Linked DNA regions of Homo sapiens: region 2 is linked to region 1. The links are chromatin loops, found by intact Hi-C in ENCODE. Cell type or tissue: B cell. All regions are shown on one strand. Each heading gives the region's core, and the rest is flanking DNA. Links, peaks and the distances in the headings are about the cores only. Region 1 has its middle 2.3 kb from the start of TRV-AAC6-1. Region 2 has its middle 1.6 kb from the start of TRA-AGC6-1.

Region 1 (2,911 bases), core at 279-2,778:
AGAAGGAATGTTTAGAATTTTTTCCGAACGAAAGACGCTTCTGGCGAAACTCCGAGACTTTCAAAATACACAGTTGAGAAAATTATTTTCAGAGATGGAAAAAGCCGCTGGTCGCTCTCAAAGCGGTGTCAGTTTTGGACAAAAAGGGTTATGTTTTCCTGTGGAACAGAAGCTTGTAGTTCACCTCCCTTGGGAGGGAAAGACCTGGTTTCCTACAGCCAAAGAGGAGCCGAGGGGCCGGGCTCGGTGGCTCATGCCTGTAATCCCAGCACATTGGGAGGCCGAGGTAGGCGGATCAGCTGAGTTCAGGAGCTCGAGATCATGGCGGAAACCCTGTCTCTACTACAAACAGGAAAATTAGCTGGGCGCGGTGGCGCTCGCCTGTAATCCCAGCTACTTGGGAGGCTGAGGCAAGAGAATCGCTTGAACCCGGGAGGCAGAGGTTGCAGTGATTCGAGATTGCGCCACTGCACTGCAGCCTGGGCGATAGAGCGATATTCCGTCTCAAAACAAAACATTATAGAGGAGCCTAGGAGACATTGGCAATGCGGACAATTTCAGGGCCATCCAAATCTTAGGCCTCCGTAAAGATCTGGCTTGAAGCTCTCTCCTTCGTCCCTTCCTCTTCTGCAACCACCTGCCTCCACCTATCTCCCGACTCGTTTTCTTCACCACCTCTTGTCACCTTCACTTCCACTTTCTCCCATTCCCGTTGATTCAGTTCCACGGCTTCCTCCTACCTAAATGTCCTCCAGCAGCTCAGCTCACTACAGTTTCTGCAGCTCCACTTTCTAGGTTGGCGTTCTCAAGCCTGAATGATAATCGTCTGAGGGAGACCTTTCAATTGTGAAGATTCCCATCTTTCTCCCTATCCGGTGATTATCGGTCCACTATGGAGCTGTAAGTTACAAACCGGTATACCATTGAAGTTCTCAGGGCGGTTCCTCAGGCTCAGGAAACACTGCATTCCAGTCTAAAACCTTTTGACTCTTTATTGGAGGTTGTTTCTGGTTGGCTATGTTATAAATGGCGCCTTGCCTCTAAACGCCCATCTCAGTGACTTTCCAGCCACAACTGAGCCTCACTCCGTTAATTCTAGCGGGGGTGGGGACAGGAGACAAAAGTTGGGAAGGAACCAAGAAGTTGATACATAATTTATTCACATATTCAGGAAGATACAGATTTTGCACAAATAGGAAAAATATTAGAGAGAAAGGTAAAAGTAAGAGAAGACACAATGGTTTAGGATTACCTCCTAAAATTTATGTGGACATAGTTGGACACCCCAAAATTTAACAACAGGAGGAAAGTGTCTGTTATTTGTGCCATTGTGATGGTTGAGGTTTCAGAATCTCTCCAGGAGCACGGGGTAAGAGTAAAGAGGTTGTAACAGAAGTTTAAGTCCCTTAAACTTAAATGCCTCCTATGTGTTTCTTTGTAGGTCTCAGGAACGGAACTGCAGCGTCCCTGAGACGAAGCCACTGCTGAGTTTCCTGATCATGATGATCCACTGAAGAGTTTGCTAGAGCAGTGACTGTGACAGCATACACTTAGGTTTTTTTTTCTTTTTTCTTTCTTTTCTTTTCTTTCTTACTCTTTCTTTGTTTCTTTCTTTCGTTCGTTCTTTCTTTCTCTCTCTCTCTCCTTTTTTTTTTTTTTGAAACTGATGTTTATTTCCCGTCAATGTTATTTCCATGTTGTCTAAGAGCCTGTGCAAGAATAGCTTAAGACCATTCAGTGGTTGCTTCTACCCATTCAGTGGCCTGAGCAGTTTGAGCTGCAGATCAGTCTTCTGTGTCAGGCTGAGCGCTCCAGTCTTCAGTAGGTAACTGCTGGATAGGCACAGACGGCACCTGCAGGCCTTCAGACCTGTCTGCAACCTCAGGCTGGGTAGCAGTGAACTGAGGAGCTGGTGCAGTCCATTCACCCTGAAATTCCTCGTTGGTCACAGCCTTTTCAGCAGCAGCTTGCTTTTCTTTTTCAATCTCTTCGGGATCTCTGTAGAAGCAGGGATCAGTCATGACCTCCCACGGGTGTTCACGGGAAATGGTGCAACTTATGCGCCGAACTTCTGGGACCAACATCCACCACATCACACCCACTGAGTGAGCTCCTTTGTTGTTGCATGGAATGGCAATATCCACATAGCACAGAGGAGAATCTGTGTTACACAGAGCAATGGTAGGTAGGTTAACATAAGATGCCTCCATTAAAGGCTGGTGGTCAACCCTGGGGTCAGTAACCACAGGAAGCCGTGGCTCTCGGAAGGCTGCCTGGATCTGGCTAGTGAAGGTTCCAGGAGTGAAGCAGCCAGCAATTGGAGTGGCTCCAGTGGCAGCAGCAAATTTCAGCACTGCCCTCTGGCCAGTATTCCTGGAGGATATAACACTGACATCAGCAAGGTTTTCAATGGCAGCAATGGCACGAGCTGCCAGCAGAAGCTTCTCTCAGGTCCTTTTCAGATTTATGATGTAGATGCCATCGCTTTTACTTTTATAAATGTACTGTTCCATTTGGAAGTAAAGATTGGTGCCACCTGAGTGGGTTCTTGCGGCAAGGAACTTAAGGACATCCTCCTCATTCATCTGCAGTACATCAAGGGCTCCGAACATTGTGAAAGTTTCCCTTCAAGTCACAACGGGAATCCAAAACAACGCCCTATGGACCCCTCTGTGGGTAGCGCGGAAAAGCACACATAGGTTTTCATTTGGGACCTGTTTTCTTCTTCCATCTGAATCTAGATTTCCCCAGACAACTTTCTGAGTTCTGCTCTTTTGTACCCTCCTCCTAGTATTTCTAATTGTGCAGACAGCCAGAAGCAGTGAAAATTCAGGGGCTCTGGTGCAACGGTGTAGGAAATCTGTGATAGGGTGGAGACTACCTGGAGAAAGAGAAACACACTGGAGTTCCA
Region 2 (2,911 bases), core at 141-2,640, 78 kb before region 1:
ATGATATTCCCCAACTTTAAATTTTTCTGTCTGTCAAGGTGAATTGTGTTGGCCTCTGCATTTCTCTCTCATACACAGAGGTGACTCGTGTTTATTCCTTTGAATCTATTTGCTGCTTAGGATTATCCACTTATATTTTCTAAGCAGTCCACCAATCACTAACATGAACCACGCACGAGGGAAGCAAGCAGTATTCCTGGCCATGCAACCAATTTCTAGTTGTAAATGAAATCATCAGAAACCATAGAACTGTGTGGCCCAAGTCTGATTTCAGATCAGAAGCTAAAAAGGCTCACGTCCTTTTCTGTTTCTTCTTCTAACTCCCTCTAACCAGGTTGAGAAGCCCTACAAGCTTTCACTAAAAGATTACACTGCCGGTGGTTGATGATTTGATGTGCTGGTGGTCACTTTTTCCATTAGAGACCCACATAGTTTGAAACTTAAACTATTTAACTACAAACACAAGGCAAATGATGAAAAGATAGCAGTCACCTCAGCTGAAATTTGGTGGAAGTAAAAAGTACTTCTCTGGGTCCTCAAGGAAGTTTCTGGTCTGAGATGCAAATACTCTGAACTCCAGGAAACAAGATCAGTATAGGAGAAAGCTCATTTTGTTGTTTTTCATAAATAAAAGTAATGAACGTTTATTCTCCCAAGCCCAACGGATCCTTTTCTACCTGATTGTACTTACTCTCCAGAAATAACCTCCTTCTAAGCTAGGGAACAACCCATACCTCCAGATTAGAGAGCTCTTTGTAGAGTTTCTGATTCTGGTATTACAGTACTAAGCAGAAATCCACAGGGAAATACTCTGCAAGCATGTTAATACTAACTTGTTAAAAGAAAATCTGCTTTTATTTTCATCTTTATTTCATGCCAACAAAGCAAAAAAAAAAATAAGTTACTAAACACCCAGAAGGCAGAAAAGTGACCTCTATCCATCTGCAGGAGCCAAGCAAGCGTGTGGGCTTCCGTATGCATCCTTTCTTTTACTCACTTTCTAAATGCTGTAACGGTCCACCATCTACCAGGTGGTCACAAGTCATCGCTAAACTCAATCTGAGGTCAGCCCACACGACTTGTGAGTGGTTCACTTATATTGCCTCTGCACCTGTAACAGGACTAAGAAGACGGTGGCTGCACACGTAGTTAACACCGATTGTACCTCGACTTCGCCTTTCTGCAACAGCTGTGACGCTCTGCAGGTCCTGAGCCAAGAGCTGGACGTTAGGAGTAAAGGAGCTCGTTGCAAACGCCAGGAAGAGTTTCTTTAGGGTGAAGTTGGCTTTCGATTGGCTTTATTCTAGGAGATATATATGGAGCAAAGAAACGGTAACTTTTTCTCATCTTTTGCATTTTAAGCAAAAACTAATAAAATTAGATGTTTCCGCCGTCATGCTCAGTCTCTTAGCTGCCGGCAGATCCCGCTTCTAACTCTCAACACGGGCACTTAGGAAGCCAGGCAATCCCTGAAGCTCCCTCAGAAGCTACGGTATCAGCGGTTCCTGAGGCGCAAACCAAAACCCAACATCACTCCAAAGAGCTCAGCCCGTCTGTCGAGCGACGGAAATAGCGGAGAGGCGCTCTTGAAGCCGTGACAGCCTGGGCGAAACGAACCAGGTCTCCTTCCTGGTCCAGCCTACCTCCCTAGGGACACCTCTCTTCCCTCACGGCCAGAGGAAGCGACGGAGAGATGTGGCGCTTAGATTCACTCTACGGTCCCGTCCATCCAAGTCCGAATCATCTTAAGGATGCTTTTCCTTGCCCTCTATCTCTCTCCCATTTGTGTTTTTCTTCCTCCACTTCACGGCACCCCTCCTTTTCCCTCTCTCCGCCAGCTGGCGCTCAGCTCCTCTCCACCTTCCCTCCCATTTACTTCTGAATGAACTTTTCACAATAGTGCAGCGCAGTCCTAGAACCATTTACACACATTTTAAGCACTGTGTTGAGATTTATATGTAGCTGCTGTTTTAATTTCCGCATCACGTTCCATTTTTTTCCTCTCTGTATGTTCAACTTTTAACATTTCTGCAGCATAGGCTGAGGCTGCGCCCAGCTGGGGAGAGACGTGAGGCGGAGGGGATAAACCCAGAGGAATGTTGTTTCCTGTCTGAGAAGGCTCGGACCTTACAAGCGGGAGGACAAGACAAAGACTGAAAGCGAACATAATTTTATAAATTTTATTTATTTAATTTTTAGGAAATCATCTAATCATCCAGAAACAATTTTTTGGGGGGGAAACGAAGTTTCGCTCTTGTTGCCCAGGCTGGAGCGCAGTGGTGCGATCTCGGGTCACTGCAACCTCTGCTTCCCGGGTTCAAGCGATTCTCCTGCCTCAGCCTCCTGAGTAGCTGGGATTATAGGCGCCCGCCACCATGCCTGGCTAATTTATGTGCATTTAGTAGAGACGGGGTTTCACCATGTTGACTAGGCTGGTCTCGAACTTCTGACCTCAGGTGATCCACCCGCCTCTGCCTCCCAAAGTGCTGGGATTACAGGCGTGAGCCACCACTCCTGGCTTCAAGAACAATTTCTTATCGACCCTTCCATCAAATTTTGGCTAAAACTGAAAGCCTTGACTCTTTCAGAATAGGAGACTCAGTTTGAAAACTGTCCAGACATAGAGAGGGTTTTATTAAAATTCAGTTTGCAAGTAATTATTGGCCATAGCAATTCCCTCATTCCAGAGAGAACTGTTTCTGAAATTCTGTAAACGTCTTAAATTGTTCTTAAGTTATTTATCAAGAGGAGTCCAATGTCTTGACACTTTTGAATTGATATAAAACTTCTAGGCTGAGGTGGAAGAACTGATTGAGCCAGGAGGTGAAAGTTGCAGTGAGAGGAGATTGCCACTGCACTCCAGTCTGGCAGAGTGGGACACTGTCAAAATAAAAATAAATAAATACAATCT

What was found. Peaks named below come from ENCODE experiments on the same cell type or tissue, not always from the same donor. Only the 100,000 strongest peaks of a DNase experiment are listed, where the experiment ranks them.
Region 2: it touches region 1 in a loop (4-fold over the local background); 7 of 110 quality-filtered maps call a loop at or near these places.

Annotation. Positions count from the first base shown.
Region 1 is chr6:28,731,718-28,734,628 of GRCh38, reverse strand. It overlaps the pseudogene RPSAP2. Among named protein-coding and RNA genes, the nearest start is that of TRV-AAC6-1, 2.3 kb to the left of the region's middle. In B cell, for the core only: a CTCF peak has its summit at 1,723; no DNase peak of the experiment used is centred there; H3K27me3 peaks cover 2,353 bases.
Region 2 is chr6:28,809,121-28,812,031 of GRCh38, reverse strand. No RefSeq gene overlaps it. Among named protein-coding and RNA genes, the nearest start is that of TRA-AGC6-1, 1.6 kb to the left of the region's middle. In B cell, for the core only: no CTCF peak of the experiment used is centred there; DNase peaks (open chromatin) are centred at 1,131 and 1,411; H3K27me3 peaks cover 2,457 bases.